Regions from separate parts of the Homo sapiens genome. Here region 2 is linked to region 1. The links are chromatin loops, found by intact Hi-C in ENCODE. Cell type or tissue: PC-9. All regions are shown on one strand. Links, peaks and the distances in the headings refer to the core of each region. The heading gives the core; the rest is flanking DNA.

Evidence for each region. Hi-C counts contacts between places; a loop is a spot of excess contacts. Peaks named below come from ENCODE experiments on the same cell type or tissue, not always from the same donor. Only the 100,000 strongest peaks of a DNase experiment are listed, where the experiment ranks them.
Region 2: a loop joins it to region 1, with 2.7 times the contacts of the local background. A loop is called at or near these places in 2 of 110 quality-filtered maps.

What each region holds. Positions count from the first base shown.
Region 1 is chr2:235,260,193-235,275,717 of GRCh38, reverse strand. It overlaps LOC105373940 (a long non-coding RNA gene), which reads right to left and starts at 5,101. Exons shown (of 3, transcript XR_924009.1): 1 at 4,858-5,101; 2 at 3,413-3,591; 3 at 1,490-1,594. RefSeq lists enhancers at 1,526-2,093, 11,779-12,073, 11,799-12,093. In PC-9, for the core only: no CTCF peak of the experiment used is centred there; DNase peaks (open chromatin) are centred at 4,567 and 6,957; H3K27ac peaks cover 1,575 bases.
Region 2 is chr2:235,321,726-235,337,250 of GRCh38, reverse strand. No RefSeq gene overlaps it. Among named protein-coding and RNA genes, the nearest start is that of AGAP1, 160 kb to the left of the region's middle. RefSeq lists an enhancer at 11,352-12,254. In PC-9, for the core only: no CTCF peak of the experiment used is centred there; DNase peaks (open chromatin) are centred at 3,890 and 5,980; H3K4me3 peaks cover 917 bases; H3K27ac peaks cover 1,159 bases.

The sequences.
Region 1 (15,525 bases), core at 2,617-10,616:
ATTCCATTTGCTTTTATATATAATCATATCACAGTGAAATAAAGACAATATTAATTCTCCCTTTTCCATCAGGATAAATTTTATTTCTTTTTTATTGTCTTACTGCACTGGCTAGAATCTTCAGAAATAGAGGCGATAAAAATAGACATCCCTTACTTTTTCCTGATCTTAGAGAGAAAACAGTCAGTCCTTTACTACCTAGTATGGAGTTAACTGTAGATTTTTCATAGATGTTCCTTATCAGATTGAGGACATTCCCCTCTAGTGCTGCTTTACTGAGAGTTAGATTTTTCTGTGTTTGTTGAGATGATAACATGGATTTTTCTTTTTTAATCTGTTAATATGGTGAATACATTGATAGATTTTCAAATGTTAAACTAACCTTGCTTCCCCAGGAAATGCACTGGTTATAATGTGTTATCCTTTTTTGTATTGTTGGATTCTGTTTGCTACAATTTTGTTTTGAATTTTTGCATTTATGTTCATGAGAGATACTGATATGCAGTTTTCTTCTCTTGTAGTATCTTTGACTAATTTTGGCATCAGGGCAATGCTTGCTTCATATAGTGAGTTCAGAAGTGTTCTTTCCTTTTCAATTTTCTGGAAGAGTTTGTTTGGAGTTAGTATTATTTCTTTCTTAAATATTTGGTAGAATCCACCTGTAAAGTTATTAGGCCTGGGGATTTTCTTTTTTGAGGGGGGATTTTAAAGTACAAATTCATTTTTAATGATTGGTGTAGGGTTATTCAGATTATTTCTTTCTCCTTGAGTGAACTTTTATAGCCTGTATCTTTCAAGGAATTTGTCCACTTTGTTTAAATTATCAATCATAGGTATAGAGTTGTTAATGATATTCCATGATTATTCTCTTCATTTCTGTAGAATCTGTAGTGGTGTCACCTTGTTCATTACTAATGTCAGGAGATTATGGATTCTCTGTCTTTTTTTCCTGAGTACTTTGCCCAGAGGTTTACTAATGTTATCGATATTCTTCAAGAAGCAGCTTTGGCTGTATTCTCTTTATTTTTATTTTCATTTAAAACTTTGAAAAATTTCTTTGATTCCTCTCTGACCTTTATTTTTTGGGTTTAATTTGTTATTTTTTCTAGTTTCTTGAGGTGGAAACTGAAGTCATTGATTTGAGACCTTTTTCTTTTTCTAATATTGGCATTGTGCTATAAATTTCCCCCAAATGCTGTTTTTCTTCCCCATTTAATAATGTCTTCTAGAACTACTTCCATATTAATTTATAGAGATCTTCCTAATTCTTTTGTTTTTCAATTTATTTTTTCTGGGCTTTAAAAAATAATCTTTTTATTTTAGGATAGTTTAAATTTATAGAAAATTTACAAAGATAATACAGGGAGCTCCTATACACCTACACCCAGTTTTCCCTATTGTAATACTCAGGGTTCTCCAGAGAAACAGAACTAATAGTATGCACATATCTAGAAAGAGATTTATTATAAGGAAATTGGCTCACAGTTACAGAGGCTGGAAAGTCCCCAAAACTGCAGGGTGGGAAAGGAGGAAGCTGGAGACTCAGGAGAAACGATGGTGTAGTTCTACTCCAAAGGGCCAGCAGGCTCAAGACCTAGGAAGAGTCAAGGTTTTAGTTTGAGCCCAAAGGCAGGAGAAACCAATGTCCCAGTTCGAGTCCAAAGACCTCTCCTGGAGAAAACTTCTCTTGCTCAGGGGAGCATTGTTTTTTTTTTTTTTTATTTTATTCAGGCTTCTCATTGATTAAATGAGACCCACCTGCATTACAGAGAGCAGTCTGCTCTACTCAACGCCTGCTGATTTAAATATTTATCTTATTCAAAGAGATCCCTGCAGGGATGCTCCAAATAATGTTTGATCAAGTATCTGAACATCCTGTGTGGTCCAGCCAAGTTGACACAGAAAATTAATTATCACAGCTATTTTTAACATCTTACATTAGGATGGTACATTTGTCACAATGAATGAACCGATATCAATACTTTGTTATTTACTAAGGTACATAACTTAGTTATATCTCTTTAGTTTTTGCTCAAGGTCCTTTTTCTCCTCTGGGATCTCATCTAGGATATCATGTTACATTTACTCATCAGGTCTCTGTATATTCATCTTGCCTGGGACTTTGACTGATAAGTACTGGTTAGGTTAATTTATAAAATGCCCCTCAATTGGTATTCTTTTTTTTTTCTTTTTCTTTCTTTTTTTTTTTTTTTTGAGACAGAGTCTCCCTCTATCACCCAGGCTAGAGTGCAGTGGCATGATCTTGGCTCACTGCAACCTCCACCTCCTGGGTTCAAGCTGCCTCAGCCTTCCAAGCTGGGATTACAGGCGCTGCCACCACACCTGGTTAATTTTTGTATTTTTAGTACTGACGGACGGGGTTTCACCATGTTGGCCAGGCTGGTCTTGAACTCCTGACCTCAAGTGATCTGCCCACCTCGGCCTCCCAAAGTGCTGAGGTTATAGGCGTGAGCCACGGTGTCCAGCCTCAATTGGTATTATCCTGATGTTTTTCTCATGATTAGACTGAGGTTATGAGTTTCCAGGAGGACACTACACAGATAAACGATATTCTCTTCACATCAAATCAAGGGTACACTGGATCAACATAACTTATCATTGATGATGCTAACCTTGATCACTTGGCTTGAGGTAGTATTTGCCACGTTTCTCCACTGTCAAGTTACTCCCCACCTCCCGTTTTAATACTGGACTCTTTAGAAGGAAATCACCAGGTGTGGCCCATACTTAAGAAGTAAGGAGTTATGCTTCTCCCATCTGAGGGCAAAATATTTATACAAATCATTTGGAATTCATCTCAGAAGATTTGTCTATACTCATTTATTTATTATTAATTAATTAATTTATTTATTTTTTGAGCCGGAGTTTCACTCTTGTTGCCCAGGCTGGAGTGCAGTGGCGTAATCCCGGCTCACTGCAACCTCTGCCTCCTGGGTTCAAGCAATTCTCCTGCCCCAGTCTTCCAGGTAGCTGGGATTACAGGTGTGTGCCACCATGCCCAGGTAATTTTGTATTTTTAGTAGAGACGGGGTTTCTCCATGTTGGTCAGGCTGGTCTCGAAGTCCTGGCCTCAAGTGATCCACCCACCTCAGCCTCCCAAAGTGCTGGGATTACAGGCGTGAGCCACCACACCCATTACTTTATTTACCCATTCAATCGTTTATTTGTACCTTTATGAATTCATGGACATTTATTTTATACTTGGGTTATAGTCCAATATCACTGTATTTTCTTCTCAAATTATCCTAGCTTGGGTCATTGGGAGCTCTTTCCATTGGCTCCTGTGTCCCTTTGATGTTTCCTGTTGTTGTAGTGTGTGTGCTTGCATGCATGTGCATGTGTGCATGTATGTGCGTGTGTGTGCATGCGTGTGTTGTTTGAGCTTCCTTACCTTCTGGTACTATAAGAAGTTCTAGGCTTGTCTTCTATATTTCCTGCTCCAGTCCTAGAATCAGCCATTTCTCCAAGGAGCCCTGATTCCTTTCACTGAATAGTGGGATTGGAAACTAAGATCTGGCAGTAGCGAGTGATCATTGTTCCTGGAGTGTCATTGTTTCTAGGCTCTCTTAGCTGAAAGAATGAGGAAATACATGCATGTGGCTCATTCTTTGTATAGCTGCTTATTATTCTATTGTATGTATGTGCCAGAGTTTACTGAACCAATTTCCTGGGTTCAATAGATTTGTTTTTGCTTGGACATTTTGGTAGTTTCCAATGTCTTGCTATTAGAAACAATGCTTCAGTGAATAACCTTGTGCATCTGTATTTTCATATTGTTGGAGGTAAATCTTGGGATAAATTCCTAGGAGTTGCTGAGTCAAAGCCCAGATGCATTAGGTAGATCTTTTGGATATTGCCAAATTCTTTTACATAGGGGTTGCACACAGAATTTGGATATTGCCAAATTCTTTTTCATAGGGGTCACAACAGTCATTAATCAGCTATGATTAAGTATCATAGCTGTGATAATTAATTTTCTGTGTCAACTTGGCTGTACCACACAGGGTGCCCAGATACTTGGTCAAGCATTATTTGGGGCATTTCTGCAGGGATCTCTTTGAACAAGATGAATACTTACATTTGCCTTCCCACTAGCAATGCATGGTAGGAATGTTTGTTTCCCCACAATTTTGTCAACAGAGTGTATTGTCAGGCTTGTAAATTTTTGCCAATCTGATGGGTGAGAAATGGGTTCAGGGGCTACACAATTCTCATGGAAGGTCTTAGGCTTTCCAAACTAATAGCTGGCAACAATAAGCTAAGACAAAGGAATCTGAAGGCTTAGGAATGAAGTAAAGAAAATCCCTCTCCTGGGCTCCATTCTTACAGAGTTTTAAGAATGCTACAAATAAAATAAATTTAAAAAATAAATGAAGATAGAAAAGAGAAAAAAGGAATAACACAGAAATAGATCATTTCAGTTCACATGTTCTCAAGCAGAACTAAGATTCTGAACGATGACTCACAAACCCCAAAGAAAATCTGCTTCTTAATAGATGTATTACAACCCATGTGGCAATGTGTGATAACTAGTTCTTTGTGGTTACCTGTGACCAAAATCTAACTTCCTTCAAGGCTCTTTCTCTTTCTGCGGCTGGCCACTGAGGTTGCGGCAGTGTTGCAGACACCCACAGCTTTTGTTTTACAATTTCTCTGGCATTCCAGGTTATGGTACAACATCTCTAGAAGTTAATCCTCACTGGTCAAACTATATTCTTTCCATTGCCCGGGTTTTTTAAACATGAAACAAAGAATTCAGAGGAATTCCTTTTTCTCCCAGGAGGAAGCGTTCCTAATAAAGACCCAGTTGTATCAAAAGTAGGAAGGAAATATTACCTTAAGTAGCTTTAAGTTGGCACAAAAGAAGAAGCTGCTAGTAAAATAATAGCAGCAGCTGGCCTTAAATGTTGGTTTAGTTTTTCAAATAATTCTCCCTGCTGTCTCATTAGAGGATCCCCCTCCTCTATCTCTAGTGAGGTAGGGGAAACGGCACATTATCCCATCGTACAGATGAAGAAAGAGTTGGTGTGGGTGGAATAGGAGCTTCTGCTCCAGCGAGAGAACTGGGATGCGTGTTCTAGTCTGCACTCCCTTTGACTCAGAAATGGAATACAGTTGTTGAAAAAAAAGCCCAGGGGTCAGAAAATAGAGCCTTGTCCCTGTGTGACATCAGCAAGTTGTAGAACTGTTTCAGTCTCAGTTTCTTTGTCTCCCACAGGGGGAGAAAATATAGACTCTAGGACTCTGTAACGGAGGTCAAGGCACACACATATAGAGACATGTTAGTCTTGTTCTACCAGGCTATTATTCATTTAATCATCCATTCACTGAATACCTTTTGACTGTCAAAACTAGATTACAAGTTGCTGGGCTTGGAGTTGTGGAGAGACCCCCCGTTGGCTGTTATGAAGGCATACTCCCCCCATGATGCCGAGACCAACCACACACGAACTTGGTACCACACCCTCCAAATTCTACTCTGGCAGACAGAGAATTGCTCAAGTCATGGGCAAAACTCCCAAATGTCCTATTTTTCAATTCTCTGATTTACCTTGCTGGATTTACCCAGGCCTAGGAAGATATTTCTCCATTTCCAAGCTGAGATTTTATGTTTTTAGTTGAATATTATCTTCTCACTCTTTCTGGAGAAAAATTAAGTGCTGCATACCTTAAAAAGTTTACAATATTTGACCATGAATGAATGGATTGTTGACATACTCTGTGGCAAAGAAAAATGTCAGTTAAATTTGGATAGTAAGGCATTTTGTAGACCACTAGAACCCTAGGATTGAAAAGAGCTTCCATTGTCTTTTAGTACCAAGTTCCACTGGGTGCATCTTTTACAGGATCTTAAGATGAGTCTTTGGTGGGTGCCACTGGAAAGATCAAGTGATTATTCAGCAGGTGTATCCACTTAGCAATGCCCAAAACTGGATTCGCACATGCAAGGACAAAACCACTATGGTGCTTCCAAGGTGCGGCATTTAAAAAGAAATGTAGGCAGGGTGCAGTGGCTCACACCTGTAATCCCAGCACTTTGGGAGGCCAAGGCAGGTGGATCACTTGAGGCCAGGAGTTCAAGACCAATCTGGCTAACCTGGCAGAACCGCATCTATACTAAAAATACAAAAATTAGCCAGGTACGCTGGTGCACGCCTGTAGTCCTAGCTACTCGGGAGGCTGGGGCATGAGAATCACTTGAGCCTGTGAGGCAGAGGTTACAGTGACCTGAGATCACGTCGCTGCACTTTAGCCTGGGAGACAGAGTGAGATTCTGTATTGGAAAACACCAACAACAATAACAACAACAAGATAAAAAGAAATGTGTTGAACTAATGAAGTTTTTATGAGCCTGGGAAGAATGGATTTATTAAAAGTCAGAAATAAGATTAAACACATCAGATAGAGTAATTAGCTTCTGAGAAGCAGAAAAACTATACTGTGTAGTTCCATTCATTGGTTAAGGGTGGAGGAGAAACTGAGTTATTTATAAAACAATATTTTGATTTTCACAAAGTTCGCTGTCCATTTAAAGAAAACTAAAAACAAAGCAGGGGTATTGGAGAAAATAGGGTAAAAAATTTCAAAAGTTAAATTATGGTTGAAATAAAGTTTTAAAGTAGTTTTTAACCAGTGGAAGAAAATATGTCATTTGTTAGTTTATAAAAGCAGAAGAGGAATAAACATAAATAATGATGATAAATATAAACCTTCTAAGTGACAATCTGTTAATCGTGGATATATGTTTAGCCAAGAGAAGAAAAACAAACTGAAAACATAGAAAAGCCACCTTTAAAGTAGTATCTGAGAAGTGGAAACGCAGAGAAACAACTAGGAGATCTCTCTGTAACCCTTCAGTGACTTCGGAGGAGGCAAGAATTTTTGGTATGAAGCATTTTGTAACAGGAAGTTGAAAGAATGCCTACATTTTCCTCTTTAGACTCAGAATGTAAACAGATTTCCTGCCATCATAAACTGTAGCAACTTCCCTTTGAGAGTCTCCAATTCTGGACCCAGGCCTCAAGGAGGCCGATGGGGTCATCCATTAGGTTAAAAATCGGAGGAGAGTGTGCGCGCCTTAGTAACCTGTCATTGTCATTGCAAGGAACACCACTCTTGTGCAAACTCAAAGCGGGGCTCATGTCTGCAGACACAGAGAGGGGAAGAAAGGATCAGAAGGAAGGGAACTTACATGAACCCTGTGGGGCCTTTCACCCAGATCACCTCGCTTAATCCTTGCCTGTGCCCGGTCAGGTGGCTGTCATTACCTGCATCTGAAAGATGTGAGATTCAAGGTTCAGGGGAGGTTAAAATATTTGCCCAGGGATGAACAATTAGAAAGTGGCACAACTGGTACTTGAAGCCACAGTGGAGAAAGAGAGGATATCTGCTCTAGGCTGAATTGCATCCCCCGAAATTCACATGTTGAAATGCTATCTTCCAGTACCTCAGAAGGTGCCTGTCTTTGAACAAGGAAGGGTGAAAATCACCTGCATTTGGGGAGATCGGAGTTTGCAGGCAGGAGGGGTGACTCCAGGATGGGAGGAGAGGAGGGATGGGGAAGGAGGCGTCCTCAAAGCAGAGATGGACGTGGGCATGAGGAATTTCCTTTAGTGAGGAAGGAAGGCATTTTGGAATGCTGGGATCTGTTGTCCAATTTGAAGAGTTTCTCATCTGTCTTCAACAGCTCTGAGCCTCCTGTTGCTTCAGGGGGCTGGAGGCAGGCTGGTGGGAGAAGGTGTCTGAATCTCAGGTGATGCCCAGCAGTGAGACCACAGCAGAGAGCAGCCTGGAGGGCTTAGGACATGCGAGGGCCTCCGGCAATACCCTACAGTCAGGTGACCCTCCACAGCTTCCTATGGGATGGGCTAGGCTTGAGCCACTTGGGATATTAAAGGGACAGATGAGGCCTGGGAGGCTGGGGGACTTGGGTCCAGCAGAGCAGAACATTCAGGCTCCATGCTGTTTTGATGAGAGACACAGGGAACCCTGGCCTGGGCTGGGAGGAGGTGGAGGCATTCATGGGAGAACAGGTCAAGGAGGGCACTAGCTACAGGAGGAGCAGGGAGGGCATTTCAGGCAGAGGGAAGAGCAAATGTGAAAGGCGTGAGCTGGAAAACTTGGTGAATTTGGGGGACTATGAGAGGAGAGTTCATGGAGGGGAGAGGCCTTGGCTGTGGCAGGAGAGGTTGGAAGGGAAGACACAGGAAATATAGCTGGGGCTGGAGCAGGAACTGGGTCCACGGCCAACTTTGTTTCAAGATCAGAGAAATTTGAGCAGAATAGGCTGATGAAAGCAATGGAGCAAAGAGTGCAGTGAGAAAGGCTGGAGACACAGGAGAGAGGAGACTGGGTGCGTGAGCTCAGGAAGGTGGAGGGCTGGTGGGAAGGCCAATCCCAGAGCACAGATGCCTCCTCCACTGTGACAAGGAAGGAAGGGGAAGCAGCAGAGGGGAGATGCAGGGGGGTCTGTGGGTTTGCAGTAGGAAGGTGAAGGAGGTCCCAGCTCCTAGTTTCTGTCTTCTCTGTAAAGTAGGAGTTGAGGTCATCTGTTGAGAGTGAAAGATGAGGTGGGGAAGGTCATCAGAGGTGAGAGGCTCAGGGAAGCCAGGAGAACGGGGGTTGTTGGCAGGGTTGCAGTCAAAGTCCACCAAGCCAATGGCAGCAGTGTGGGAAGGGAGTCATGGAGTCTTTGCTGCTTTCAATCAAATGCCCAGTGGTGCCACTTCCCTTCCTCATCTGGCCATGAGCAAGTGGGAGGAATACTGGGCTGGATGCGTCAAGGCAGAGGGGGTGCAAACCCCAGGTCTCAACCCTGTCTCAGAGAAGGGGCCTCTGAGACATTAAGCAGCAGCCACGTAGCATGGCTGCAGGGAAATGGTGAGCTCAGGGAGTGACGCCTGCCGGTAAGGGACGTGTTGCAGAGGATGTTCTGATGGGAAGTGGAGGCCTGGGTCATTCGTTCAGCAGGAGTGCAGGATGCAGAGGGCATGGGAGGCTGAGGAGGGAGGACAGATGCAGGTGCCCAACAAGGGACAAGGAGTCACAGGACACAATGGGATCAGGCTTGGGATGAGGACGATGGGGCTGGGAAGTGGGGGACTCCAGGCTGCTGGAGAAGAGGCAGTTCCCTGGGAGGAGCGAGCTGGCTGATGGTACCCTGCCTGGCAGTAGGGGCCAGCAAGGTGCCAGTGGGCCCCTGTCCCAGTAGCTGCAGGCTCCCTGAGCTCACCCCAGGAGATGGTTGGGGAGCGCAAGGGAGGATACCCAATGGCTCGCCCCTGCTCTAGTGCCGGGTGGGGAGGGAGGCCAGCTGAGGTGGAGGGAGCAGGTCCCACCTGCTTCTTCTGACTCCTAGGATTGGGCACCAAGGAGCGCCAGGGCTGATGTTCCCACCTGCTTCTCCTGACTCCTAGGATTGGGCTCCAAGGAGCACTAGGGCTAATGTTCCCCAGGGTTATCTTATCTGCCCATTGGCATCAATGAGCCGTAAAGTGGACCTCAGCAATCTCTCTGCTCTGGGCCAGGTATGCGTGGGCCACTTCTCCCAACAGTGTCAGGTGACATTGTCCATCCTACAAATGAGGAAAATGAGGCCTGGGCAGGTGGGTCACATGCAAACGGTCCCACAGATGGCCAGAGCTGGTGCAGCTGAGACCCAGGTGTGCTAGGCCGAGAAGCACCCGCCCTTCTTCTTCCCACACTCACCCTCCTGGGCTCTGCACGGGGCTCTCTCTGGTTGCTCCGAAGTCCATGCTTGCTGGGCTCTTGGTTTGCCTTTGCTTTTTCTCTGGTTTGTTTGGGACATGGTTGAACTTACCTCACCAGCAAAATGTGTACTTTCACCTTAGGCTTCGGGTCCACTGCGGGTGATGCTGGGGATAGGCTGGGACTGGCTGGCTCGCTCAACTTTTTGAGATCAGTAATGAGAGAACAGTGGGCCTGATTCAGGGAAGGCAGCAAGGTGTGATGAAGCTCCCTGGGCTGAATGGAAGGAATTGGTTTGGAGAGCCAGCTGTGGCTCTAGGAGTGGCCATCTGACAGTGGATGGGGAGGGGAGGCAGCCATACCAACCCCTGGCCCAGCAACGCAGGGCCAAGCGAGTTGACATGCTGGCCCCTCTCCCTTCCTGCCCTTTGATCTCCTGCCAGGGCCTCCAGCTGGCCAAGCCCACGCTGTCTGCTGAAGCAGACTCAGGGTGAAGACAGGGAGGCTGGACCTGCAGGGGCTGCTGGAGAATACCAGCACAGGCTTCCAGGCCACGCCATTGATTCAATTATTTTACAGCCTTAATTAGGTTCTGACGTTAATCATATATTTCCTTCTAGCTTGCTACAGATTCTTCATCACAGCAGCGTTACGAGTATTATAAATTTAGTACCCATCTGGATAGTTAAGGATTTCATAAAAAGCACACTATTCTATCCTGAGGGTTCTTTCTTCTGAATTTTTCCCTTCCCACAGCTTGTAATCCTGTAAGAGGGTTACATGAAACCAGAGACCGGTTTCATGGAAGACAGTTTTTCCATGGATGGTAGGGGGACAAGGATGGTTTTGGGATGAAACTGTTCCACCTCAGATCATCAGGCATTATTTAGATTCCCCTAAGGAGCATGCAACCTAGATCCCTCATATGTGCTGTTCACAACAGGGTTCGCGCTCCTGTGAGAAACTAATGGCGCTGCTGATCTGACAGGAGGCGGAGCTCAGGTGGTCATGCTCGATGACCCGCCACGCACCTCCTGCTGTGCAGGTGGAATTAATTTTAATGCTATTTTTATTTAGCTTGATATATTCAACATATCATTTCAACATAAAATCAATATAAAGAATTTATCGAGGAGATATTTTACATTCTCTTTTTCATACACAATCTCTGGAACCTGGTGGGTGCGTTACCCTGGCAACACAGCTTGGCTTGAACGTGCCCCCTTCCCAGTGCCCAGCGGCCCTACGGGGTGAGTGGCTGCTGTGTTGGGCGGCACAGGTGTGGACTTTGTTCCTGCCACTCTAATACCCACGCGTCCCTCCTTGATCTTCTCTCTGCCCAGGCTACTGTCAAAGAAGGGCTCCTTGCCAAGAGTTCCCCTCCCTGCCTGCTGCACAAAATAAAAACAGGAGACCTATTTGAGAATGTGCACACTTAACTTTGGTGTCTCTGGAAGCCAAGTAGCTGAGCCAGGGTGACAGTGAGGACGATTTGGGTTAAGGAATCTCCCTCTTTGAGGGGAAAAATGTAGATGAACTCTTTGCAAACCTACAATAATTTTCCTTCCTCTTTCTTCAAAGCAAAGGAGCAATTGTTCTCCCTGTGGTCCACAGCAGAGGGCACCTGTGGAGTAGTGATAACCTGTGTGCTTTGGAGTCAGACAGGACTGGGTTCCAATTCTAGCTCTGTCATCTTTAGCTGTGTGACCCTGGGCAAGTCACCTGACCTCTCTGAGTTTCAGTACCTTAATCTATAAACCTTGAAAAACATACCTACATTTTATGTGGTTCGTGATAATTTACTGAATTGACATATCTAACTTGCCACACACACACAGTACAGGCTCAGCAGATGGTAGCCCCTGTTCTACGTTGGTGAAAAGCAGGTCAGAGAATAGAAAGGAGAAAGTAAATGTTAGACCCAGTACGCCTATCTTCTGAGGATGAGCACAGATCTTCCGGGTCCGAAGGTCAAAAAGATGATGTCACACAGCCCTGGTGGATGGGGAAAAGTCTTTGGCTTAGAAATGCTGGAGTGATTTGAGAGGGACGGCTCTCCACTCGATAAATCATGTCTTATGACAGCTCCAGGGGAGTCTATGGGAACAGTAGCTGCTGAGCTCTGTGCCAGATCCGGCGGCTTCTGTATCAGAAAGACAGCCCAGAGGATGCCACGCGGGAATCAAAAGAGCGAGAGTTACAGGAAGGATGAGTCAGAGCGAGCCAGGGCGAACAACAGTCGTCTGTTCCTTGAGACATGCCGAGGCGCTGGAATCACGCTGTCCCACCACGCGGCGCCTGCTCCTTTCCTGAGCCCTCCCTGACTGCACTGCAGAGCCATGGAATTGTTTTTCTTTTTTAATCACTTGGGTAAATAGATGCTGTGTGTGGCTGTTTAAAAAGTAAAGAACAATCAATTGCAATCCCATGTTAGCGGGTAAAGGAGAGGAGGACTATGGGGAGAAAAAAGGCGAAATGTAAAAATATAAAGAGAAATCATAAAGATCATCTACATGGGTTCCAACTTGTCCAGCCTTTGTGAGCAAATAGGGTGTTTTGCTTTCCCCACGTGGTAGAAATCCATCTCAAAGTAATGGAATATTCTTTTTTTTTTTTTTTTTTTTTTTTTTGAGACAATGTCTTGTTCTGTTGCCCGGGCTGGAGTGCAGTGGCGCAATCATAGCTCTCTGTATCGTTGACCTCCCGGGCTCAGGGGATCCTCCCACCCCAGCCTCCCGAGTAGCTAGGACTCTAGGCACACATGCCCAGCTAATTTTTGTAATTTTTGTAGAGACAGGGTTTCACCATGTTGTTCAAACTGGTCTCTAACTCCCGGGCTCAAGCAATCTTCCCACCTTGGCCTCCCAAAGTGCTGGGATTACAGCTTTGAGCCACTGCACCCAGCCCCGCATATTCTTTTAAAGGTATTCATTGAGTAGACTGAAGAGTTAACTGACCCTATTATGAACCTGCATTGCTTCCTCTCTTCTCCTCCCTCACCCCATGTCTTGGCTCTGTTTTCCTCCATGATGGCGTCATTCCCAGGCAGGAGACAGCAGTGCGAGGCTCACAGTGTCCTTGCACTACCATCCAGACAAAACAACAGTGGCTTTCCTTCCCAGGGTCCCTCTTGGCTCCTCTGCAGCCGTTTCTGCCCCCTTGGGCTAGTGTCAAGGTGGGAGAGGGAGACAAGATTCACAGATTGGCTCCAGTTGATCAAATGCCCACCTCTGGCTGGTGACGTGTGCAGCAGATCCATGTTCAGCAGCAACACACACCTCAAGTGGGAGAAAGCAGCTCTGCAACAGAAGGAGGGGCTGCCATGCGAAGAAAGGAAGGAGTGGGTGTCCCAGCTCCTGGGAGCGCATCTCCAGGGTCCCTGGAACATGGTTTAGGGGACCCTGGTCTCTCCTCTTCTAATATATTTTGCAAATAAGAAGGCTGAGGCCAAAGAGGAGAAACAAAATATAGCTGTAGATCCTCATTATTTGCCAATTCTGTATTTGTGAGTCGGCCTTACTTGCTAACATTTATGTGTGATCCTAAAGTGAACACTCGGCACTCTTGTGATCACCAGTAGACATGGACAGGGCAGTGATCAATTTGAATCTTCCCGTGCACATTTTCCAACTAAGGTCAGCTAAGGCAACACTGTCTTCTTGTTTCAGCTCTCCTACGGGAAACAAGTGTCCTTTTCAGTCTATCGAGTGCCCTGTTTTTAACATTTTCGTCCTTTTAGTTGGTGATTTTGCTCTTTAAAATGGCCCCCAAGGGTAGTGCTGAAGAACTTTCCATATTCATAGCACAAGAAGGCTGTTACATGTCTTGGGAAAAAAACACATGTGTTAGGTAAACCCTGCTCAGGCATTCATTGTAACTCTGCTGGCTGTGAGTTCAACGTTAATGAATCAATAATCTATACTAAGTGAGGTGTCTTTACACGGAAACACACACAAAACAAGGTTGTGTATTGAGGAAAGTGTTGTAACCAGAGGCTCACAGGAACCTAACTTTGTGTTTTCCTTAGGAGCAATGGTTCAGTATGCACGAGTTCAGTGTTCACAGTGACTTTATAGACCGGAGCTACAGCAAATAATGAGACCCAAACAAAAGGTCCTCGAGGCCACCCAGAGAGTCATTGACTAAGCCAGGACTCTGAGAGTTTGGAGTCCACTGCTTTCGCATACTGCCATATATAATGTGGGGTAGAGATAAGGAAGACAAAACAAAGCAAGATGTGAGAAGATTGAGGGGAAGGAAGGGGAGACAGCAGTTGAGCAACCAGGGAAGTGAATGTCTATGAGGCACAGTCGTAGATTCAATGGCTCTCAGGCAGGTCAGGCTCATCACACCAAGCTATTCCAATGGCTTGGACACCAGCATCATAAGATTGTATAGGGGATAAGACTTACCTGCCTCGAATATCGTAATTGAGCCTTCGTCTAGAAGTTGTATAAACCTAGGCCGTAAGTTTCAACACAACTCAAAGAGAAGCACCTCAGGACATTCACAAATGCTTTCGAGAATGTGAAGCCTTTGGTTAACAACATCCCCTGGTTTAGGAAAATAAGAGAGGTGAGAGAATATTTATAAATATAAACTATAACATTTAAATTAAATATGTACGTGTTCTCTGTGTTGCCATCAAAGTTTCTGAGTCTGTTTAACAAAAGGGGTGGGGAAATTTCCCGCAGGATTTTGGTGTTTGCATGAATACTTATTTTCAAAGGAGAGCTGGTTAGTAAACTCCAGGCTGTGTAGGAATATCATAGAAATTGCTTGCTGTTAGAAATTGTTGTTAAAGTGCTTGATGCGGAGAACTACAGTTATTAAACTTGCAGTTGTAAATTATGCATGTCACAGGTGAGTGAATTTACTCACCAAGCTGTGGCATGATTAAATCATGGACTTTACCTTTGCTGATTCTGTCATATTGATTCCACCAATACATCAAACTGGACATTGTTGTAAGTCACAATCCGACATGAAAGTCTCCTCCTTGGAAAAGTTATTCTGACAAGTAAATAAGTGAGTGATACTAGCAAATTAATATTGGAATATAATTTACATTTCAAAGCACTTTTCTTTCACTCATATTTTGTTTGATTCTCTGCTCTTTAAAACTATGATTCCAAAGTTTAAATTTCAATATCTTAGAAACTGTCGTTCTTTACCCAAAGAAAATGATCTGCTTTTATTTTCAAACTTCAGAATTTATTTATTTATTTGAGACAGAGTCTCGCTCTGTCACCCAGGCTGGAGTGCAGTGGCACGATCTCGGCTCACTGCAAGCTCCGCCTCCCGGGTTCATGCCATTCTCCTGCCTCAGCCTCCCAAGGAGCTGGGACTACAGGCGCCTGCCACCATGCCCGGCTAATTTTTTGTATTTTTAGTGGAGATGGGGTTTCACTGTGTTAGCCAGGATGGTCTCGATCTCCTGACCTCGTGATCCGCCCGCCTCGGCCTCCCAAAGTGCTGGGATTACAGGCGTGAGCCATCGCGCCCGGCCCAGAATTTATTTTTAAAAGAACATGTTTACTTCGTTTTCTCAGGAGTTCTAAAAGATTAAAATATGGATGAATAGAAAACTCACGGATCTGAAATTAAATACGTGCTTGGATCTTAAAGTGTGCTGTGTAGCCTTAGCCTTATTTAGCAATTTAGTAGATATATTTGTAATTTCTTACATAGATACACAGACTGTCAAAGGATCTTCATTTTGGCTTTTGTTGGGCTTATTCTCTGAGATTTCACATCTGCCGTCATTAAAGATAGCTGCAGGTTTTATCTAGAATT
Region 2 (15,525 bases), core at 2,537-10,536, 62 kb before region 1:
ATTTTCCTCTAAATATTTCTGAAAATAATCTTGATTTCTTCCCAAGTTTGATTTGTAATCCAGGGGAAGTAGTTTTGATTTTCAATGCTGGGGCTAATGGGGTTGGCAGAACAGCTTCAGGTTTGCAGGCCCTCTGATTCTCTGTGCTGAAGAGAGAAAGGTCCACTTGGTTGGGTTGAATTTTTGAAAATTTACAGCAAATTGAACCTAGTAACGAAAGGACTTAGGATAATCCTTTTTAAATTATTTATAGGGCTTAATTTCTTTTAAACCCTATTGATTGGCTTGACCTATTTTATTGCCTCACTGTGACAAGATCTGATTAACAAATATCTGAAATTGTTCTCCTTCGTGCCAGTCCCCATATCTTGCAAAATAGTTTTACTTTTATTTTCTAAATTTGTCCTCTTGGAGCTATAGATATTCTGGGAAACCTAGACCAAAATTAACTACCCAGAAATCAGAATCCTTTGAGGACTCACTGACCTAGCTATTCTGGAATTCCAAAGCTATGGTTCTGGGTTTTTTTTTTTTCCTTTTCTTTCTTTTTGTTTTTTAGATGGAGTCTCCCTCTGTTGCCAGGCTAGAATGCAGTGGTGCGATCTCAGCTCACTGCAACCTCTGCCTCCCGGGTTCAAGCGATTCTCCTGCCCCAGTCTCCCAAGTAGCTGGGACTACAGGCACGCACCACCATGCCTGGCTAATTTTTGTATTTTTAGTAGAGACGCGGTTTCACCATGTTGCCCAGGATGGTCTCTATCTCTTGACCTCATGATCCACCTGCCTCAGCCTCCCAAAGTTCTGGGATTACAGGTGTGAGCCACTGCCTGGTTCATGTTCTTTAAGAGAAAATGGCTTCTCCTTGCAATTCTCTCTGTTTGCAATGTTTTCTCTGTCGCTAAAGCACAGACTACTTCACTGTATCTTCAAGCAGGGAGTACAAAAGGGGAACATTGCCCAGCCATGCTCATGTGCTGATGCCAGGCTCAGATCCTCTGATCCTCTCGTAAAACACAGCCTTGATGAGCCTTGCTCAAGTCTAAATTTCATGGCCACTGGAGTCATTTCCAGAACTGACTATTTAGAATGGCAATTAATTTATGGTAATTAACTCTAGTGTTAACCACTTGTTAGGCTTGGCAATGATGCTTGAAGTTTAAAGAGAGGGAGAGAAAAGGAGAAGGAGGAGGGTTTATCCAGGCAAATGACAAAAATATAGCTGGAGGACTCACAAAAGTAAATATGAAGAATTTGTTTGCGCAGGAGTATTTTATATCACCATTCTGTGAAAGAATCCTTCTTTTAAACTAATGCCCATAGTTAAAAGTGACAAAACAAGCTTCTTTTGTTTGACTAGGGTCTTGGCTTCAATCAGCAGTATTATTAAGAGCTGAGCAATGCTCTTCATTAGGCAGTGAGACTCATTAATAATACCATTCATTGGTCTAGGGGTTCCTCTGGGAGGGGACGGACTTTGCAGCATGCACATTCTCATCCAAATGGTTCACGAGGACCCTACGTGGTCTGACAGTGCTGGAGGACACGGTTCAGGGTAGAGAGGGGTCAAACCTCACCCCCAGCTCCTGAAGAGTGCAGAGGAAAGGGGCTAGCCCAAGACGGAGTTGATGAGGTGACAGCTATGGCTCTTTACCACCCGAAGTGCTTGAGATGATGTCTGTTCCGGAGACTAAGACGTCTTGTTGCTCATTCATCTCACATTGTCAGTAAGTGAGGAGCTCCTCAGTATGAATGGTCTAGATGGGGGTCAGAAAATGATAACCAGGGACCAAACCTGGCCCACTTCCCAATTTTGTAAATAAAGTTTTATTGGGAACACGGCCACGTCTATTTACATAGTGTTGTTTATGGCTGTTTTCATTTAGCCCACAGAGAAAGAGCTTGCCAATTCCTGTTCCAGATCATGGAAGCAGCAAAACATTGTCATGATTTCAGGGGGAAATATTTCCAGAATATCTATGTTGTCTGTTTTTAAGGTGAGAATACATGAGTAATAATTTGACTTATGAGAAAAACCTCAGCCACTGGGCATTCAGTGTAGGGACAAACATCTTCACACCACCAGGAGTCCTGAGGACATGATTGTGTGCTGTTTCCAACGACAATCTTAAGCCACCAAGATAATAATTTTGCCCTTTTTTTCCTTGTTTTAATATTGTTTTTCTTACCATCAGGCTGTTAGCATTGATGCTGTTGTTACTCACACCTGCTTCTGAATGTCCTAACTTTTGTTAGAGGACTGATACAATGCTTCTAACCACAGCTGTTGAAGAAAAAAGAAAATCATCCGGAGGAAACTGTGTCTAAAGTCAGTGGGAAAGGGCTGCTTCTGATCTGTTTATTCCAGGGCCCACCGTGAGGGCTGTTGTGGCAACTGTCTCACTGAGTCAATATCGATGAAGGATGACTTTGTGCAGGGTCCGCTCTGCATCTGTCCCGGGTCTCACTGTCTAGTGGGGGGAGCCAGTCGCTTACCTGTCACATGGATGCATCTTAAATACAGACTCAGGAGCAGGCTCTAGAAAGGAGTGTGGTTCTCCCTCGGCAGGGAACTGAGGAATCTGACCATGCCTGGAAGGCTTCTGTGGGCAAGTGGTGGCAGGGAGCAGGAGGAATTGCCTTGAGGAGGAGTCTGGGCTGAGGGTGAGCAAGCCATCTGCAGGGCTGTGTGGTAGGGGAGTCAATGGGGAGGGGAGGCCCTCATTCCTGCAGGGCTGTGTGGTTGCGGGGGCATGGGGAGTGGAGGCTTTCATTCCTGCAGGGCTGTGTGGTGGGGGACCACGTGGAGTGGAGACCCTTGTGTCTGCAGGGCTGTGGGGTAGGGGGCTGTGAGGAGTGGAGGCCCTCATGCCTGCAGGGCTCTGTGGTGGGGGGCCATGGGGAGTAGAGACCCTTGTGCCTGCCAGTCTCTATGATAATGGGGGACCATGGGGAGTGGAGGCCCTTATGCCTGGGCCTGTGAGGCGAAAGTGTCTGCCTATGGGCCAGATCATGTAGGACCCTACAGACCATGGAGAAGGGGTGGAAACGCTTGGAGGGTCTTGGGTGTGTCTAAACAGGGATGGTGGGCAATGAGATCGCTAGGATTATTCTTGCATTTTGCCACGTTTCCTGGAGCATCAGTTCAGAAAGGACCAGAGGGAGGGAGGAGCCCAGGAAGGGACCTCGAGGTTTTAACCGGTAGAGACTACCTTATGTCCCTTGAAGGCCCTTAGATCAGGCCCTGTGCTGATCACATGACCTCCTCGTTGTGACCTTTCGAGTCTCATGACTTTCCTTGCTAGCACCCAGACATCGAGAGAAACCAGTGGAGAAAGTGTTGCGCCTAGGTTCTGATCTCAATTGTACCACTAGCTCATTGTGTAAAACAAGGAAGTACCAAATGTATAAGACCCCTTTTTTCACCCAGAAGCCTTGTCACTAGGAGATTCTCGTGCTGGGCCAATCACATGCAGTCACAGGCAAGACTCAGTCTAGATCCAGATACTGAGCCACAGTCCACAGATCATGAGCCCTTCCTTTCTTTCTTTAGGCTCATCTGAATTCTTAAATTGTCACATGTTTCTGCTTTTAAAAAACAAACAAAGCTTCTAGGTTGTATTAGTGCTATCGCAATTCCAAGTTCACAGGTGATGAGATGAAAGATTTGCTGGTACGTCGCCTTCTGGCCACTTAGATAGTCCCATAACATTGAGACAGAGACGGGGCTTGGCTTCAGCTCACCTCCAGTAGAGCATTCCCATTGCTCACAAAACCCACACCAATATCTCACGGACACCATAATGTTTAACTGTGCCTTTTACTTAAAGAATTCCAGGAACTGGCCTTAGGAGATAACCAAGGTCGGTAGTGTCCTGTCCTGGGAAGGAATGCTAAACAATCGATTTATAGCCTTGTTGCTGCAGGCCAGACTACCAGGTGGCCCATTGCTCAAGAGAACCACGGCAGCCAGATAATGCTGACCTGCATCCCCTACCCCTCACGTGCTTTGCCCAGCCAGCCTGCATACCCTACTCCTGATGTCAATTCCTGAGTGTTGCCTAATAAAAAAGCCCTACTGACTCTTTCTGGAAAGTCAGTCAGGGAATTCTCTCTCCCTCTCATGCTGCCCTCATTATGTCCAGGAGTCAGCTCCAATAAAATCCTGTCTGGGGAAACTTTTTTGGCCTCATGTCAAATTCTATGGCATTGAGAGCCCAAGAACCAGTGGTCGGTAACAAAATGGCAAGTGAATTTTGGCTTGTTCACTAATGTCCTGGGCTTACCCTCAACTTGGCTTCTTCAGAAACTCAATTTTGCCAATGCACCTAGGGGTGAAGTTTCCTTAGAGGCAGATGTGCTTGTCTCTCCAAGGCTGGTGCATGTCTCTACCTGTAGTGAAGGCTGTGGGATGCAGACACACATAGGTGCACCCACTGTACCTGCATGCATGTGCACATATGTTAACAAACCTTATGCTGGTTTGTTAAGAGTTGGGTGAAACGTGCCTGCACAATAAATGCTTGGGGCAGCCCAACAAGTGTGTTCTCCTACCTGTGCCTGCCTCAGGGGATGCCGTAGGCAGATGGTTTCCTGGGAGCATAGAGTCAGCACAAGGGAAGCTGTTGGTCTCAGGAAGGTGGCCTCAGGGGAGGGTTACCACACATGTTGGTAGGGTCTATATTAGTTTTCTTGGGTGGCCTTAACAAACTACCGTGGGCAGGGTGGCATAAACAACAGACATTAATTTTCTCACAATGCTGGAGGCTGGAAGTCCAATGTCAAGGTGTTGGCAGGGCTGGTTTCTCCTGAGTCCTCTCTCCTTGGCTTGCAGATGATGTCCTCTCCCTGTGACTTTACATGGTCTCCCCTGGGTGCGTGTCTGTGTCCTAATCTTCCCTTCTTATAAGGACACCAGTCATATTGCGTTAAGATCCAACCCAATGGCCTCATTTAATCTTAATTACCTCTTTAAAGACCCTATCTCCAAATACAGTCACATTTTGAGGTACTGGGGGTTAGGACTTTAGCATATAAATGGGGGGGGGCACAATTCAGCCCATGCCATGATTGAATCTAAGATGCCAACAACCTTTGTTCTAAGAACCTGCATTTCTTGCCATACTGCTATTGCTGACAAACTCCTTTTTTCTATAAGCATGCTATGACACAAATGCATAGATTTCTGCTTATTACATGCCAATCACAATGTAATCCTACCTTCCTGAGATTTTTCTCAGTTGGTCTCTGAGTGTCCCCAGACTTTTCTGTCACACATTAGCAACCTCTTGGTTTGTTCCTGGGGTTGACCATTCACATGCACTGTGTGACAGTTTTACTGAGCTCAGAGAGGGGTCATGTGCAAGTTCTTTGAGGGCACCTTTCTTTTTTTTTAAGATAGGGTCTCACTCTGTGGCCCAGGCTGGATAGAGTGCAGTGGTGCAATCTCAGCTCACTGCAACCTCCGTCTCCCGGGTTCAAGTGATTCTCACGCCTCAGCCTCCTGACTAGCTGGGACTACAAGCACATGCCACCACGCCCAGCTAATTTTTATATTTTTACTAGAGACGGGGTTTTGCCATATTGGCCAGGCTAGTCTCAAACTCCTGACCTCAGGTGATCCACCTGACTTGGCCTCCTAAAGTGCTGGGATTACAGGTGTGAGCCACTGTGCCTGGCCTGGGGGCAACTTTCTACCTCACTCTTTCATCCTCTCCACAAATTGCCTATAGATATGACTATAGTTCTTGTACATAAGAAATGGAATATAAAGAATTATTGGACTGAAGCCAAGGAAATTGTAGAGAGAAAATCTGAACAAAGAAAACATTTACTTCTGTGGGTAACACAATATTGGTAAAAATCCAAAAATATCTTGACAGCCTGGAGCAGTGGACTGACTGTAAAAAGATGACGTCTGATTGGGGATAATTGTACAGTTGGGTATTTGCGTTAAGATGATTCAGCTGTGAAACGTAAGATGGAGGAGATGCGGCTTCTCAGCAGGAAGAAGATGCCGAGGCTTTGGTTGCCTGTGCGTTTGCTGTGAGTCACTGTGTGTGTGTTGGCTTCCAGGAGTCAATGCCAGCTTAGCTCGGGCAATGACGGGATTTTGTCTAAAACGAGAGAGGGAACAATCTCATTTTCTCTTGGGACAGATCAGATTACTGTGGGGCTAATTCTTCAGATGTGAGCACCACATTTTAAAGGGGGGAGAGCAAAGTGAAGTAATAGTTCTCGAAACACTGTCCTGGAGGAAGAGTGATGAAGGAATGGAAGGCATTATAGAGAGAAGACCTAGGAGAGGAGGAACATGCTGGACATGTCAAATATCTGCAATGTTGTCAGGTAGATAATAGATGGGACTCGTTCTATGGGGATACAGCATGAAGATCCCTAGGTGGAAATTAAGGGGAATTTGATTATTTACCTACATAATATCTATTAGCTATCTAAGGTTGGTGCCCTTAAATTGTATATATTTAAGCAGAAGCTAGGTTTGGAGAGAAACTTGAAGATGATGTAGAAGAGATTCAATTATTGAGAATAAAATAAAAAACATGGTTAAATAATAGAGAACAATCAGGAAGAAACAAGTTCAAAATATGTCTAATTAGAGCAAACATGAATGTGTGAATGCAGCTATTAAAAGATGCATAATCCGGCTGGGCACTGTGGCTCATGCCTGTAATTCCAGCATGTTGAGAGGCCGAGGTGGGCAGATCACAAGGTCAGGAGTTCAAGGCCAGCCTGACCAACATAGTGAAACCCCGTTTCTACTAAAAATACAAAAATTAGCTGGGTGTGGTGGCATGCACCTGCAGTCCCAGCTACTTGGGAGGCTGAGGCAGGAGAATCATTTGAATCTGAGAGGTGGAGGTTGCAGTGAGCCAGACTGCATCACTGCACTCCAGCCTGGGCGACAGAGCAAGACTCCATCTCAAAATAAATAAATAAATAAATAAATAAATAAATAAATAAATAAATAAAGCATAATCCAAATATATGTTGTTCACAAGATAAAACATGAGCTCACCCAAAACGTTTAAAATTTAAGAGCTAGAAAACGATACACCAGATAAATATTAAGAGAATGGAAGCTAGCAGTTGTAGCTAGAAAGTAGCAATACTAATAATAATAATAATAAAAAAATCTCTGATTGTATCACTGGACTCCAGCCTGGGAAATAGAGTGAGACCCTGTCTCATAAAGAAAAAAAAAAGGAAAGAAAATAAAATAAAAACTGATATAATTCAAGGTTGCATTTATTTCTCTCTTTTAATTCTCTGCATAGCACCTATCATTTATATTTTCTCTCCCCCTCTACTCCACGCTAGACTATAAATTTTGTGAGAACAGAGATCTTGTTTGTTCTGTTCAGTGCTGAATTTTTACTGTCTGGAACATTTCTTTGGTCATAGCAAGTGCTCAGTAGATATTTGTTGAATGAAGACATAACCCCTAAGACTTCTTTGAGTTCTGAGATTCTAGGATGGAGGGTGTGGGAACTGGCCTTGTTCAGGTTATCTAGTGCTGCATAACAAATCACTCTAATGCTACAGGCTCAATTATACTGGACATCCAAAATGGTGCACTCATTCGGCTAGCAGATGATGCTGATTGTCAGCTGGGATCGTGAGCATCTTTACAGATGCTCCTTGACTTATGACGGAGTGACATCCTAACAAATCCATTGTAAGTTGAAAATATAAGTGGAAAATGCATTTATTACACGTAACCTACCAAACATCATAGCTGAGCCTAGTCTATCCTAAATGTGCTTGGAATGCTTACATTAGCCTACAGCTAGGCAAAAATCATCTGGTAACACAGTGCACTGTAGAGCATTGGTTGTTTACCCTGGTGGTCTCATGGCTGACTGCGAGCTGTGGCTCAATACAAGAGAATCATGCTGCAGATTGCTAGCCTGGGAAAAGGTCAAAATTCAAAATAAGGTTTCCATTGACTGGGCATGGCTTTCACACTATTGCAATGTTGAAATATTGTTAACTTGAACCATTGTAAGTCAGAGGCTGTCTGTAAATGGCCTCTCCCTGTGGCTTGGGCTTCTGGTAGCTGGGTGGCTGGAATCCAGTGGTAAGTGTTGTAAGAGATAGGAAATGGAGCTGCCCATCTCTGAAGGCCTGAGCCTGGAAATGAGACAGTGCTACTTCTGTCACAATCCCTGGTCAGGAAGTCATGGAGCCACCTGGGACCAAGGGAGAGGACATGGAGCCCCTCCTCAATCCCCTTCTCAATGGAGAAGAGTCAAAGAATTTGTGGTCATCTTCAATCTGCCACAGACATACAAATGAGGAGAACTTTCTGTTTTATCACTACAGATGACAGTAACTGACAGGTGTGATTTGCTGAGTGTGATGGTTAATGCTGACTGTCAACTTGATTGGATTGAAGGATGCAGAGTATTGATCCTGGGTGTGTCTGTCAGGGTGTTGCCAAAGGAGATTAATATTTGAGTCAGTGGGCTGGGAAAGACAGACCCACCCTTAATCTGGGTGGGTATCATTTAATCAGCTGCCAGGGAGGCTAGAAGATAAAGCAAGCAGAAAAATGTGAAAAGACTAGACTGGCCACCCTCCCACCCTCCCAGCCTACACCTTTCTCCCGTGCTGGATGCTTCCTGCCCTTGAACATCGGACTCCAAGTTCTTCAGTTTTGGGACTCGGACTGGCTCTGCTTGCTCCTCAGCTTGCAGATGGCCTATTGTGGGACCTTGTGATCGTGTGAGTTAATACTTAATAAACTCTCTGTTATGTATGTATCTATCCTATTAGTGCTGTCCCTCTAGAGAACCCTGACTCTATTATTTATCCTATTAGTTCTGTCCCTCTAGAGAACCCTGACTGAGTGTGAGGCACAGCTCTCCCAAGGGAAGGAAAAGCTCACCATGGAAGAAAAGAGTGCCATTCCAGAATCACTGCAAAATGTGTGGGCTGGACCAGGTGCCATCTAAAATCTTTTTCATTCTTTTTTTGAGATGGAGTCTCGCTCTGTCACCAGGCTGGAGTGCAGTAATACAATTTCAGCTCACTGCAACCTCTGCCTCCCAGGTTCAAACGACTCCTGCCTTAGCCTCCCAAGTAGCTGGGACTACAGGCACGCGCTAGCATGCCTAGCTAATTTTTGTATTTTTAGTAGAGTTCACCATGTTGGCCAGGATGATCTCAATCTCTTGACCTAGTGATCTGCTGCCTTGGCCTCCCAAAGTGCTGGGATTACAGGCGTGAGCCACTGCGCCCGGCCTCTAAGACCTTTTTCTGGTGCTGACATTCTTAGAGGGAAACGTCAACAAACAGACCAGGGAGGAAGTCACAGTGATTCAGTTAAACCTCAGAAGGTTGCAGGTTTCATGAAGGGAAAGAATTTGAGGTCTGCCACTAGTAATCACACATGTCCACTTTTACATTATGGAGCACTTTTTTTCTGCAGCTGCCCTTCTGGAATCTGGTGCCAAGAACAGTGTCGTAAGTCGTACAACACCTGTCTTGGGGACTGTAATACCTCAGGGAAGTGCCGTATACGTCATGAAGATGCTAACACCTACCTGTCCCCTGAGTGACGGAGTCAGCCTCTGTGCTGCATGGTACTTCTCCTCTCTAAAAACAACGCTGAAATAAAAAGCAATGATGGGCTTTTCAGTGCTTTTGGCCACGGCAAATTTTTAGATGTTAGACACGTTTGGGAAATGGTTAATTAATTTCTCTTGCTTTCTTACCTCCTTTTCCAGGGTGGTAGAAGCCCTCCCCTTTATCTAGGGGTCCCTGAGAGAAGCCCTCAGGTCCTGAGTGGGGTCACAACCCCCTTGCCAGGCTAGGGCAGAGGAAAAACAGGTGCTTCCTGACCTTGACCCATATTCTGTTGTCATGGAGCAAGACCCTGGAGCCCTTCTAGAAACCCATGCCGCTTTTACACATGTTATCTGGTTCCACAGAGCCTCCTACAGCACGGAACAATGACAGGGACAGCATGGGAGCCTGGTGGAGGCCTGGGGAGGCCTGGGGAGGCTCAGAATACCAGTTCAGAGGCTCCCTTTGCAAGGAAAAACCAACCCTGCTCTTTGCCTTCACTAATTGCTGTGGGTCTTTGGAACATGCTGTAATTGGATGAATTATTTCTCTCAATCATTTCATAAATGTTCATAGACGGCCCCCTGCTTTGCTCCACACATCAGGCACTGTGGACCATGTATAGGGGGAAACTGGCAATCAGTGCTGTGTTAATTTCCTAGGGCTGTAGTGAAGTACAGCAGATTGGGTGGCTTAAGACATTGGGTGTTTATTTCCTTTCTGTTCTGGAGGCCGTTCCTTCTGGAGGCTTTCAGGGAGAATCTGTTTCATGCTTCTTCCAGCTTCTGGTTGGGTTTGTAGATGCACCACTCCAGTCTCTGCCTCTGTCTTTGTTGTTGTTGTTGTTAATATTTATTTGTTTATTTTTTATTTCAATAGGTTTTTGAGAAACAGGTAGTATTTGGTTACATGAATAAATTCTTTAGTGGTGATTTCTGAGATCTTGGTGCACCCATCACCTGAGCGGTGTACACGCTACCCAATGTGTAGTCTTTTATCCCTCATCCCCCTCCCACCCTTTCCCCAAATCCCCAAAGTCCATTGTGTCATTCTTATACCTTTGTATCCTCATAGCTTAGCTCCCAGTTATGAGTGAGAACATACGATATTTGGTTTTCCATTCCTGAGTTACTTCACTTAGAATAATGGTCTCCAATTCCATCCAGGTTGCTACAAATGCCATTATTTCATTCCTTGTTATGGCTAAGTAGTATTCCATGTTGTGTGTGTGTGTGTGTGTGTGTGTGGGTATGTGTGTATGTATACACATATATATACACATATACCCACACACATATAAAAATCACAATTCTTTATCCACTCATTGATTGATAAGCACTTGGACTGGCTCCATATTTTTGCAATTGCAAACTGTGCTGCTGTAAACATGCGTGTGCAAGTATCTTTTTCGTATAATGACCTCTTTTCCTCTGGGTAGATACCCGGTAGTGGGATTGTTGGATCAAATGGCAGTTCTATTATACTTTCAGTTCTTTAAGGAATCTCCACACTGTTTTCCACAGCGGCTGTACTAGTTTACATTCCCACCAGCCATGTAAGTGTTCCCTGTACACCACATCCACGGCAACATCTATCATTTTTTGACTTTTTGATTATGGCCTTTCATGCAGGAGTGAGGTGACGTCGCATTGTGGTTTTGATTTGCATTTCCCTGATCATTAGTGATGCTGTCTGCCTCTGTCTTCAAGTGGCCTTATTACCTGTGTGTGTCTCGGTGAGTTCTCTCTTATAACCCCAGTCACTGGGTTTTGACCCCACCCTAATCCAGTATGACTTCATTATCACTGATTTCTTAACTAATCACAACTACAAAGACCCTATTTCCAAATAAGGTCACATTCTGAGGATCCATGTGGGCATGAATTTTGGGGGATAACACTCAACCCACTCCATGTACCCTAATGCAAATGCTATGAAAGAGCAGAAAAGAGACCACGTGGAGGCAGGAAAGGCTTTGGGGAAGCCAAGCGACATGGAATCCTTGGACATAGGTAGCATTTGAATGAGAAAGGAAGAAGGAGAAAGGGCCCTCAAAGAAACAAGAGCATGCACGGTACCCCAAGCTCAGGTTGCCTGCTCTTGCCGGGATAGGGGCTGGGGCAATGGTGGGGGAACAGGGAACCTTAGAAAATGAGGTTCTAAGACCAGCTGGGAGCAGGCAGTGGGCAGCCTCAACTGCCAGGCTGGGTTGGGCTTTTCTGGGTCTTGGGCCCTTTTCCATAAGTGGAGACAAAGACCGTCCTCTCCTGGTCCCCACGGGCTGCTGCTCCCGCTGGTGCTCTGTACCTCCAGGGGCAGCTGGGCAGGAACAGGCAGGTCGAGGCATGCACAGGTGACTTAGGTGACACCAAGCCTGTGGAATTCAGTGAACAAGACTCCCCTCCCCCATGGAGGCTGCCAGAGCTGAGCTGCTCCTCGACCTCCCAGTCAGTAAAAGGGTTCTTGCATGGACAAACCCCCCAAAACAGAGACCACCACGCTCCAGCCACAGTTTCCTCTGGGCTGGGGGAGGGAGGGGAGAGGGCGATTAACATACTCAAAACTTTGCATTCGCTCAACGTGCTACACCACGGCACAAATATCAAATCACAAATATCAAACCACAAAGACGTGAATTTTCTCAACAACACAACAAGTCATCATTCTGAACCTAAAGTCCACATACAAACAAGTTGTTCGATTTCAAATGGACAGTTTCACTCCATTGTTGTCAAAAATGGAGGAACAGCAGGAAATGTAGGAGAACACTTCACACCCAGAGTGCTTCCAAGCAAAGCTACTGCCCCGCAAAAGGCATTTATTAATCTCATTACTGGCCCTAATTTACCCCATTTTGACAATTAGTTTAAACTACTGAGAAAGAAGGGGCCTCCCACGGCTTCAGGGAAGGGAAAGATAGGAAGCACCCATTTATCACGCAGTCATCGTGGGAGCCTCCCTGGTCCACCCTCCCCCAGCCCCAGCTCCCTCCTTTGCAGAGACGCCTGCCTGCCTTTGATCCCTGGGCTGGACCTATGGGAACTTTCTCCCTGCGTGCCTACTTGAGGGCAGGGGCTCTGCCTGCCTCCTGCAACTCGGGCGCTGTCCATTTACCTCCAGCCCTGTGCTGGGGCCCCGCAAGGGCTCATTCAGCCTGGAACTGGGATTTCTGGCTGTCAGTGGGGATCTTGGTGATGTCATAGCTGTTCATCTGACCTCTGTCTGACAACAGCTGCTTCAATTCGTTTGTGGAAATGGGGAACCATCCATCTTTTCCATCTTTTCATACCCATGCTGACACTGACAGCCTCAAAGAACTCGGGGCAGTGAAGTTGCCTTCCGTCAGCCCTGGAAATGTAATTGAGGGAGCCGTTCCATAACACTAAGAAGAATCAAACCCCGAAGTCTGTGGTTCTGCATGAATACAGCAGGCAAAGTGGATTGCTTCCTCTGTGCCATATGAGGATGGCATGTGAGGATGTGCCATATGAGGATGTGCCATATGAGGGGCTGTTCTGGAAGACTGAGGGCTCCATTCGAAGGGGCGGCCCTCCTGGTGACAGATAGGGGTTCTCCATCAAGGTGAACCTTAGAATCACTTGGGAAGCATTTCAAGTTGCAACCAGACCCCACGTCAGACCTCAGGGGCTGAGCTGGGGAGGGAGCTTGGACTTGTGGGCAACCGATAGTGCACTCTTGTCTTTTTGGAACTTTTATCACATTTTCTGAATACATGTAAGTTATGTTCATGGTTTTTTAAAAATGGGGCCAGTAAAGAATAAAGACAGCATAAGGAGGACATTAAAGTGAACTGTAGTCCTCCCAACCTCCTTTAAAATGCTGATGTCTGTCCTTCCAGACTGCTTTCCAGAAAAGAAAGGCAGATTATGAAGGAAGTGCCAATTATGGGAAGAGCAAGCCCCTACCCACAACCCTGGGGGTACTGTACCCGTCAGGAATGGAACTCTCAGAAGTGTATGAAATTGCACAATATAAGGCATGGACTCATGGACTTATTTATGCTGCAAATGTGTAAAAATTGTTAAAAAAGAATTACTTCAGGATAAAAAATAAAATCCTGCTGCTGCTCCCAAATCATCACCTCTCCCCAAATGTTTTAGCTGTGATACCGTAGATAGTATATATGTTTTTTTTTTTTACTTAAGATTATGCAGAGTATACTGTTTATTACCTACTTTTCTTACTAAACTACAAATTATGAACATTGCCCCATGTCATTACAAAATTTTTTTTAAGAGATAGGGGTCTTGCTCTTGTCACCCAGTGGTGCAATCATAGCTCACTGCAGCTTTGGACTCCTGAGCTCAAGCAATCCTCCTGCCTCAGCCTCCCAAGCAGCTAAGACTACAGGCTTGAGCCACTGTGCCTTGCTCAAATTTTTTTATTCGCTGTATATACAAGGATGAAGAAGATAAGCTGGTAAGTCAAATCAACTGGGTTTGAATTCTGGTTCTCAGAATTACTAGCAATATGTCCTTAGGTGAGTTAATTGACATCTCTGTGCCTTATTCCGTCCTCTGAAAAGAAAAAAGATAATGCTAGCATACACCTCATAGAGTTGTTGTGGGAAGCTGAAACCAAGTGCTTTCAGTTTGCAAAGCAATGCCCAATACATTCTATTATTATTTTTCTTTTAATGTAAATTTTAATGGCTGCTTAGTAGCCCACCACATAGATATTCTACAAATTATTTTACCATCTGTGAATTTTGTGTTTCCATTTATTTGCCACTATAAAAATGATATGATGAATAACTTTTTTTTTTTTTTTCCTGAGACAGAGTCTTACTCTGTTGCCCAGGGTGGAGTGCAGTGGCGCCATCTTGGCTCATTGAAAATCCTGGCTCCTGGGTTCAAGTGATTTTTGTGCCTCAGCCTCCCGAGTAGCTGGGACTACAGGCGTGCACCAGCGCATCTGGCTAATTTTTGTATTTTTAATAGACATGGGGTTTTGCCATGTTGGCCAGGCTGGTCTCAAACTCCTGACCTCAGGTGATCTCCCTGCCTTGGCTTCCCAAAGTGTTGGGATTACAGGCGTGAACCACTGTGCCTGGCCAATGTAATGAATATCTTAGTGCCTACCACTTAGACAAAATTCCTAGATTTATAATTTTTTTGTTTTTTTATTTTGTTTCTCCATATATAGTGAACTATGGAAGTGGACTTTTTGCAGCATAATTTTCATTTATAATGCAGTCTAGATAAAGTTCAAAATAGTCAAGTGGGGTGGGTGTTTGTTGCATAGGCTTGCTACTTCGATGTATATAAGAAAATACACTCATCATTATCAACCAAACAGAACTACTTGTGATGCTTGGGATATCCTACTTGTCCTCAGACAGTGAGTGCGTAGATAACTCTCTGGAGAAGGGGTGACTTGGTGGAGCCAAGTGTTTGCCACTGGGGTCACACCTGGGCTCTGTCTTCATCCCCTCTTCCACGGGGTCTCTTCTTCCAGGTCCCAGGCACTAAATCTTGGATTTCAGGCCTGCATGGCCGTCTTCTTGACTGTGTGGACCCCACCGGGCACTGCCGTATCTCTCTGGCCCTCATGTTACAGGACAGGGGTCCCGATCCAGACCCCAAGAGAGGGTTCTTGGATCTCATGCAAGAAAGAATTCAGGGCGAGTCCATAAAGTGAAAGCAAGTTTATTAAGAAAGTAGAGGAAGAAAAAATCGCTCCTCCGTAGACAGAGCAGCCCCGAGGGCTGCTGGTTTGTATGATTATTTATTGATGATATGCTAAACAAGGAGTAGATTATCCACGCCTCCCCTTTTTAGACCATATAGGGTAACTTCCTGTTGTTGCCATGGCATTTGTAAACTGTCATGGCGCTGGCGGGAGTGTAGCAGTGAGGATGGCAAGAGGTCACTCTTGTCGCTATCTTGGTTTTGGTGGGATTTGGCCGGCTTCTTTATG